Regions from separate parts of the Homo sapiens genome. Here region 1 is linked to region 2. Evidence: read pairs that join two places in POLR2A ChIA-PET (ENCODE). Cell type or tissue: B cell. All regions are shown on one strand. Region 1 overlaps UBE2H (ubiquitin conjugating enzyme E2 H). Region 2 has its middle 8.6 kb from the start of LINC03008.

Region 1 (4,000 bases), 210 kb before region 2:
AAAAAATTAGCCGGGCATGGTGGCAGGCACCTGTAGCCCCAGCTACTCGGAAGGCTGAGGCAGGAGAATGGCGTGAACCCAGGAGGCAGAGCTTGCAGTGAGCCGAGATCACACAACTGCACTTCGGCCTGGGCAACAGAGTGAGACTCCATCTCAAAACAAAAAAAAGAAAAAAGAAAAAACATACAATTTATGAAAATGAAATGAAATTACAGTCTTTATGAACCACAAATACAGTTTTTCAGATATATCATGGTTTATATGTTATATATAAAACTCTTAACTAAATCTCAAACAAGGGAAAAGTCACATTAATTACTCCAAGAGAAAGAACTGGTTACTAACTACTTTAATGCAGGAGCTCGTGGATAAAAAAGATGAGTGGATAAAAAAGCAAGTGAGTATTCACAACAGCATGACAAACAACACAGGTATACTCACATATATGGCATTTGATAATCAGAGACAGCACTTTAGCTGCCTTTCTTCACTGCCTAGAGAAATGGGCAGCAATCAAGGCATTCAAAGGTCTACCTCCTTTCCTTCTTCCAACCATAAAACCAACCTAACTCAAAAGAAAGGTATTTTAAATCTTTATAGATAAAAATGAATAGAGTGACAAAATACATCATTTGTTTTTTCTTTATTCATTATCAAGATGGTGGCTATGAAGAACTAAATGAATCAGGTTTGTAAAGTTAACAGATGCTAATAATGTCATATTGTGATGCAAAGATGAGTGCTTTTATCCTCAGTTCCCTTGATAATTGTGTTATCAAACACATATTGTGTTCAATGTTTTAGTGTGCTTAAGTACACTTAAGAGCAACGTTAATATCTAATATCAGCCACCAAGATAAAAGGCTAAAACTCCTGTCAAAACTACTACACATACTGAAAATTCTTTTCCCTCCTGTTTTCATCTATTTGAATATAATTTGTAATAAAAATCCATGGCCAGGCACAATGGTTCACAACTGTAATCCCAGCACTTTGGAAGGCCAAGGCAAGAGGATTGCTTGAACTCAGGAGTTCAAGAACAGCCTGGGCAACATGGCAAAACCCTGTCTCTACAAAAATATACAAAAATTAGCTGGGCATGGTGGCGTGTGACTGTAGTTCCAGCTACTCAGGGGGATGAGGCGGGATTGCTTTGCACCCAGGAGGTCAAGGCTTCAGTGAGCCATGATGGCACCACTGCACTCCAGCGTGGGCAACAGAGAGAGAGACTGCCTCATTCAAAAAAAAAAAAAAAAAAAAAAAAAAAAGGCTGGCTCATGCTTGCAATCCCAGCACTTTGAAAGGCCGAGGCGGGTGGATCACCTGAGGTCAGGAGTTCAAAACCACCCTGACCAATATGGAGAAACCCGTCTCTACTAAAAATACAAAATTAGCTGGGCATGGTGGCACATGCCTGTAATCCCAGCTACTCGATAGGCTGAGAATTGTTTGAACCCGGGAGGCGGAGGTTGTGGTGAGTCGAGATTACGCCATTGCACTCCAGCCTGGGCGCCAAGAGCAAAACTTCGTCTCAAAAAAAAAAAAACAAAGCCGACCCAAACTGTCCAAGATTCCCCTCACAAGATTATGTACTTGTAGGCTTAGTTTGATGTTTTTGTTTTTTTGTTTTTTTTGTTTTTTTTTGAGACAGAGTCTCAGTCTGTCACCAGGCTGGAGTGCAGTGATGCGATCTCGGCTCCCTGCAACCTCCACCTCCTAGGTTCAAGCAATTCTCCTGCCTCAGCCTCCCGAGCAGCTTTGATTACAGGCGCCTGCCACCACACCCAACTAACTTTTGTATTTTTAGTAGAGATGGGGCTTCACCATGTTGGCCAGGCTGGTCTCGAACTCCTGACCTCAGGTGATCTATCCGCCTTGGCGTCCCAAAGTGCTACGATTACAGGCATGAGCCACCACGCCCGGCCTCTAGTTTGAATTAATGATCTGATCAAGTACAATTCACAGCTGTGAGAACCAAATGCCATATAAAAGTGACTGTTTTTTTAATTTTTAGAGACAGGGTCTCACTATAGTGCTCAGGTGGGAGAATGCAGTGACTATTCACAGGCACAGTCATTGTACACTACAGCCTTGGACTCAAGCAATCCTCCTGCTTCAGCCTTCCCAGTAGCTGGGACTGAAGGAATGAGCCACTGCAACCAGCGAAAGTGAGCATTTGTTACCCAGTTTCCTTCTTTCGGAATACAATTAAAAGAGTTATATAGTTCCAAGCTTTGCTGCCAAGGAGAATCACTAATTTATTTACAGGTTTAGATTCAAGAATAGCAAAAGGGTAGTAAACATCCAGCAGTAAGACCATGAAAACATTATATCCATCTATATATTACTCTTGGTGATCTCTTACTGATATGACTTTAACCAATCAACCTTCTACATACAAATGCTACAATGGAAATGTCCAACCAAATTCTGAATTTTTAAATTAATCAACTTATCAGCAACTGTCTATGCAACATAGTCATCAAATTGAAAAGCAAAATCCAGGCTGGGCACGGTGGCTCATGCCTGTAATCCCAGCACTTTGGGAGGCCAAAGCAGGTGGATCACGAGGTCAGGAGTTTGAGACCAGCCTGGCCAACATGGTGAAACCCCATCTCTACTAAAGATACAAAAAATTAGCCGGGCATGGTGGCGCGTGCCTGTAATCCCAGCTACTCGGGAGCCTGAGGCAGGAGAATCGCTTGAACCTGAGAGGCGGAGATTGCAGTGAGCCGAGATGGAGCCACTGCACTCCAGACTGGGCGACAACATGAGACTCCATCTCAAAAAAAAAAAGAAAGAAAGAAAGAAAGAAAAGCAAAATCCAGATTACCAAAGTTATACTGGCACCCTTTGGACAAAACAACTAAATTTACTTTTTGCTAGGCTAAGTGACAGCCCAATTGCTTCTGAGGTAACACAAACCAGACACGCACTCTGTATCTAGTTTTCTATTTATATTACCTCAACTAAGATTTTATAATCCAAAAAACCTTGAAAAGTGTACATGATAACTTGATATATGAAAAAAAGTTGCCTAATACTAAAAAGGAAATGCATAATTCACAACATTAATAACATGATTTTGTATGTAGGGAGTATCTCCTACCTTCACATATAATGCTTCCCTAAAAATGGTTTAAAAGTTAGAAACCAGGAGATTGAACCAAAGACAAAGATTACATTCTCAATTAATTGATATCCTAAATATGGATCCTCCAAGTGCTACAGAACAGGTGCCTTTTTTGAGTCCACTGACAGACCCGCCAACCATGCCTATCTTCTAGAGAATGGCAAAGTCTTCCAGAGAATGGCAAAGTCCAGCCAAGCCTCTCCCTTCACAAGGGCTACCTACTCCTCTCTCTGACTTCTCTGCAGGGACAGGTCAGAAGATCAGCAGCAACTATTCACACTGCCTACATAACGTCCTAGATACCTACAAAGCAGGGAGAGGCAAAAAGGATCCTCCTTCCCTCTTAAGCATATGGCTGCCATGTAGGGCTTCCCCAGGCTCTTGAGGATTTGGGTTCTACTGGTCATGGGCAGATACCCCCTTGAGCACCAGCCTATAAACAACCAGACACCTTCCCCAAGCATCTGGTGAGGTACAGAGAAGAAATTACAATAACCATAGTACCTGGGCCCCCAAAAGCTTAATTCTTCTCCAATGTGATACCCAATTGAGAATCACTAATGCAACAACAGCCTCTCAACAGACTACTGTGTTTTCAAAAGTTTCTACAATGCACTCGAATTACACTTCAGCATAGAAAATAACAAACTGGAATCTTTTTTTTTGGAGACGGAGTCACAGTCTGTTGCCCAGGCTGTAGTACAATGGCACCATCTCAGCTCACTGCAACCTCCACCTCCCGGGTTCAAGCAATTCTCCTGCCTCAGCCTCCCAAGTAGCCGGGACTACAGGCGCAAGCCACCACGCCCGGCTAATTTTTTGTATTTTAGTAGAGACAGGGTTTCACCATGTTGCCCAGGCTGGTTG
Region 2 (4,000 bases):
ACCTCTCTCCTCTGCTTGAATGTCACCGTGGGCAGTGTGCCTCTTCCCCACCTTTCCACCATAGACTTAGGTTCAGACTCTCCCTGGTGAGAGCAAGGTGGCTCCAGGAAGAAGTGTAAATCATAGACTTGGGCTTGTAGGAAGAATTAGAACTCTTTTTTTGTCTTTTCCACCAGCATAATTTATTTCCTGCTCCCAGACTTCTGCACCTGTCTGCACTGGGGGCCTCCTGTGGTACCTTGACCTGCCAGCCCTTCCTGAAGATGCTGCGTCGTAACGTTTAGCCTGGAATAGGGGACAGAGGGCTGGCTTGGGGCGGCGGCAGTGGGATGCAGGAAGCAAACGGTATTTTAAACCTAAGCTGCTTAGGGGCATAACTCTTCCTCATTTGGAAAGTCTTTTTTTTTTTTCTTTTTAAACTTGGGTCCTCGAATGGTAGAATTGCTCACTCTTCCCTGGGAGGAAAGTCAGGCCCAGATGGTGTTATCCATTTCCCATCCAGTCTGGCAAGATCACAGGAAGGGCCAGCTGGTGGCTTCCTTGTTATTGTTAATTTTTTTTTTTTGAGAAGGAATCTCACTCTGTCGCCAGGCTGCAGTGCAGTGGCACGATCTTAGCTCATTGCAACCTCTGCCTCCTGGGTTCAAGCAATTCTCTTGCCTCAGCCTCCCAAGTAGCTGAAGTTACAGACACGCACCAGTGTGCCTGGCTAATTTTTGTATTTTTAGTAGAGAAGAGATTTCACCATGTTGGCCAGGCTGGTCTTGAACTCCTGACCTCAGGGGATCCACCCGCCTCGGCCTCCCAAAGTGTTGGGATTACAGGCATGAGCCACTGAGCCCGGCCTAATTTTTTTTACCTTCTACTGATTAAAGTTTTGAAATTTCGAGAGGCCAGATGGGAACCAAATAATATGGCCCTTTTGGTTTTCTTTTAATGAGACCAGGTTTGGGAGAGACCTTGGAGAGACCTGAGATGGTGAAGCTGTCTGCTGGGTACCCTGGGACCTATTGCCCAGAGGGCTTGGCAAGCCGTGAGTTCTTTCATCCTCCTTCCTACAGGGAGTATTGCCTCTGTTTTTCCAGAAGATTCTTGTAATGGTTTCTGTAGGACCGTGCACTTCACAGGCTTCAGTTAAAATTGGACTCAGCTTGTGGGTGGAGAGACTAAAGCCTTGTGAAGACGTTTGATCCTGCAAGTCCTCAAAGCCTCCTGCTCCCCCGGGGCGGCCGGGCACATGAATATGGAGAGTGGCATTGAAGATGTGCTGTCTCCTTCCCAGATCCTGCTGCCTGGGGACCAGCAGTGAGGCCCTCTTCCTGCAGAAGGGCACTCTCAGTCTTGCTGGGCTAGAGGAGGAAGCCACGGGGGTGGTGGCTGCAAAGGGCTGGGCACAGAGAGAGACCTGGCAAGGTGACCGGGGGAGGTGACTGGGCTCAGGCTGGCACCTGTCCCACCTCACTGTCAGCCAAGCAGATGGAGAGGTGGGTGCTCTGCCCGTTGCAGCCACCTGCCCTGCGGCCTCTGCTGTGCCCGTTTCTGCTCTGGGTCCGCCAGCAGGAGCTCAGCCCTCATCCTCATGTTCATCTAGTGAGGCGGGGGGAGGCGGTCATCCCAGGCAGGTGTGGGTGCAGAAGAGGCAGCCGCAGGTGTGGGGCCATTGCAGCGAGGGGCCCTGCCCTGTTCCTCCAGGAACTCCCACGGGCTCTTAGAGTCTCTCCAGGTTGTCGCCATTTCACTTCCGCCTGCAGTTGGGCATGGGCTGTGTACGGAACACACATTAGACCCTGGGGAACAAAAAGGAAACAAAAACAGGAAATGTGTCTGCTCTCAAGGATATTATTAAAATGGTGAGAGGCCGGGCATGGTGGCTCACGCCTGTAATCCCAGCACTTTGGGAGGCCGAGGCAGGCGGATCACGAGGTCAGTAGATCGAGACCATCCTGGCTAACACGGTGAAACCTCGTCTCTACTAAAAATATTTTTTAAAAAAATCAGCCGGGCGTGGTGGCAGGCACCTGTAGTCCCAGCTACTTGGGAGGTTGAGGCAGGAGAATGGTGTGAACCCGGGAGGCGGAGCTTGCTGTGAGCTGAGATCGTGCCACTGCACTCCAGCCTGGGAGACGGCGCGAGACTCCATCTCAAAATAATAATAATAAAAATAAAATAAAATAAAATAAAATAAAATGGTGAGAAAACACAAATCTACCCACGAAATGGCCTGAGAACAAAACGCACCCAGTGGCCGTGATATTCATGCTACTTAAACCAGAAGGCTTCGAATGGGCACAGTGCAGTGAGGCTGAGGGGGCTAATCAGAGGAGATATTAAATGTTCAAGAACACTAGCATGCAAGAACAACTGTGACCCAGGGAGATGTTTGCTACCAAGTACACTGTGGGGCCCCACCACCCCAGAAAGGCGCATCAGCAGGTACTAAGGAAGACCGGGCCATGGCTCCCCGAGGTCGCGCTGTGTGAACTCACCAGGTGCAGTTACCGGGAAAGCTTGTTAAAAAGGGCAGGTTAGGAGGCCCCAGGCCTACAGGTTCTGATTCAGTAAATCAGCGTGGGCCCAGACCTGCATTTTAAGGAAGGGCCACAGGTGGCCGTGCTGTAGGAGGGGCCGAAACCACACTTTTTTTTTTTTTTTTGAGTCTCGCTCTGTCGCCCAGGCTGGAGTGCAGTGGTGTGATCTCGGCTCACTGCAGCCTCTGCTTCCTGGTTTCAAGTGATTCTCCTCTCTCAGCCTCCCTAGTAGCTGGGATTATAGGCGCACGCCACCACACCGGACTAATTTTTGTATTTTTTTTTTTTTTTTTTGAGACGGAGGGAGTCTCGCTCTGTCACCCAGGCTGGAGTGTAGTGGCGCGATCTCAGCTCACTACAAGCTCCGCCTCCTGGGTTCAGCCATTCTCCTGCCTCAGCCTCTCCGAGTAGCTGGGACTACAGGCGCCCACCACCACGCCCTGCTAATTTTTTAAAATATTTTTTTAGAGACGAGGTTTCGCTGTGGTCTCGATCTCCTGACCTCGTAATCCGCCCGCCTCGGCCTCCCAAAGTGCTGGGATTACAAGCGTGAGCCACTGAGCCCAGCCTAATTTTTGTATTTTTAGTAGAGACGGGGTTTCACCATGTTGGCCAGGCTGGTCTCGAACTCCTGACCTCAGGTGATCTGCCCACCTCGGCATCCCAAAGTGGTGGGATTATAGGCGAGAGCCACCGCGCCCGGCCTCAAAACCACACTTCTAAGAAAATTGCTCTTAGTTGTTCTTAGGAAGGCACCAAGGCCCTTCCCTGCAGCAGCCCTAGGAAGTACTGTACATCAGGTTTCCCTTAGGGAACTCTGCTCCAGGGCAGTGCAGGCACAAGCCGCATTGCGTCATATCACACAAACACGCCACAGGCCACACAAACCACATCACACATGCCACAAGCCACACATACCACATCAGACACACACACGCCACAGGCCACACACACATCACACACACACACACCACAGGCCACACATCACACAAACACATCACACCACAAACCACACACACATCACACACACACCACATCACACACACCACAGACCACACACACATCACACACAAGCCACACACACATCACACACCACATCACACACACACCACAAGCCACACACACATCTCACACACACATCACATACACACCACAGACCACAAACCACACACAAGCCACACACACATCACACACACACATCACACACACCACAAGCCACACACACCTCACACACACATCACACACACACCACAGACCACAAACCACACACAAGCCACACACACATTACACACACAAGCCACACACACAAGCCACACATACCACAAGCCACACATACAAGCCACACATGCCACATCATACACACATCACAAGCCACATACACCACAGACCACAAACCACACACAAGCCACACACACATCACAAACACACACCATAAGCCACATACACCACATCACACAAACACACACACCACA

The links. Peaks named below come from ENCODE experiments on the same cell type or tissue, not always from the same donor. Only the 100,000 strongest peaks of a DNase experiment are listed, where the experiment ranks them.
Region 1: POLR2A ChIA-PET joins it to region 2 with 5 read pairs; 2 of 35 experiments call an interaction of 5 or more read pairs at or near these places.

Annotation. Positions count from the first base shown.
Region 1 is chr7:129,937,174-129,941,173 of GRCh38, forward strand. All of the region lies in intron 1 of UBE2H (ubiquitin conjugating enzyme E2 H), which reads right to left. Among named protein-coding and RNA genes, the nearest start is that of UBE2H, 14 kb to the right of the region's middle. In B cell, no CTCF peak of the experiment used is centred here; no DNase peak of the experiment used is centred here.
Region 2 is chr7:130,148,300-130,152,299 of GRCh38, forward strand. No RefSeq gene overlaps it. Among named protein-coding and RNA genes, the nearest start is that of LINC03008, 8.6 kb to the left of the region's middle. RefSeq lists an enhancer at 1,215-1,264 and a silencer at 2,727-2,796. In B cell, no CTCF peak of the experiment used is centred here; DNase peaks (open chromatin) are centred at 1,742, 2,512 and 3,342; H3K4me3 peaks cover 611 bases; H3K27ac peaks cover 2,367 bases.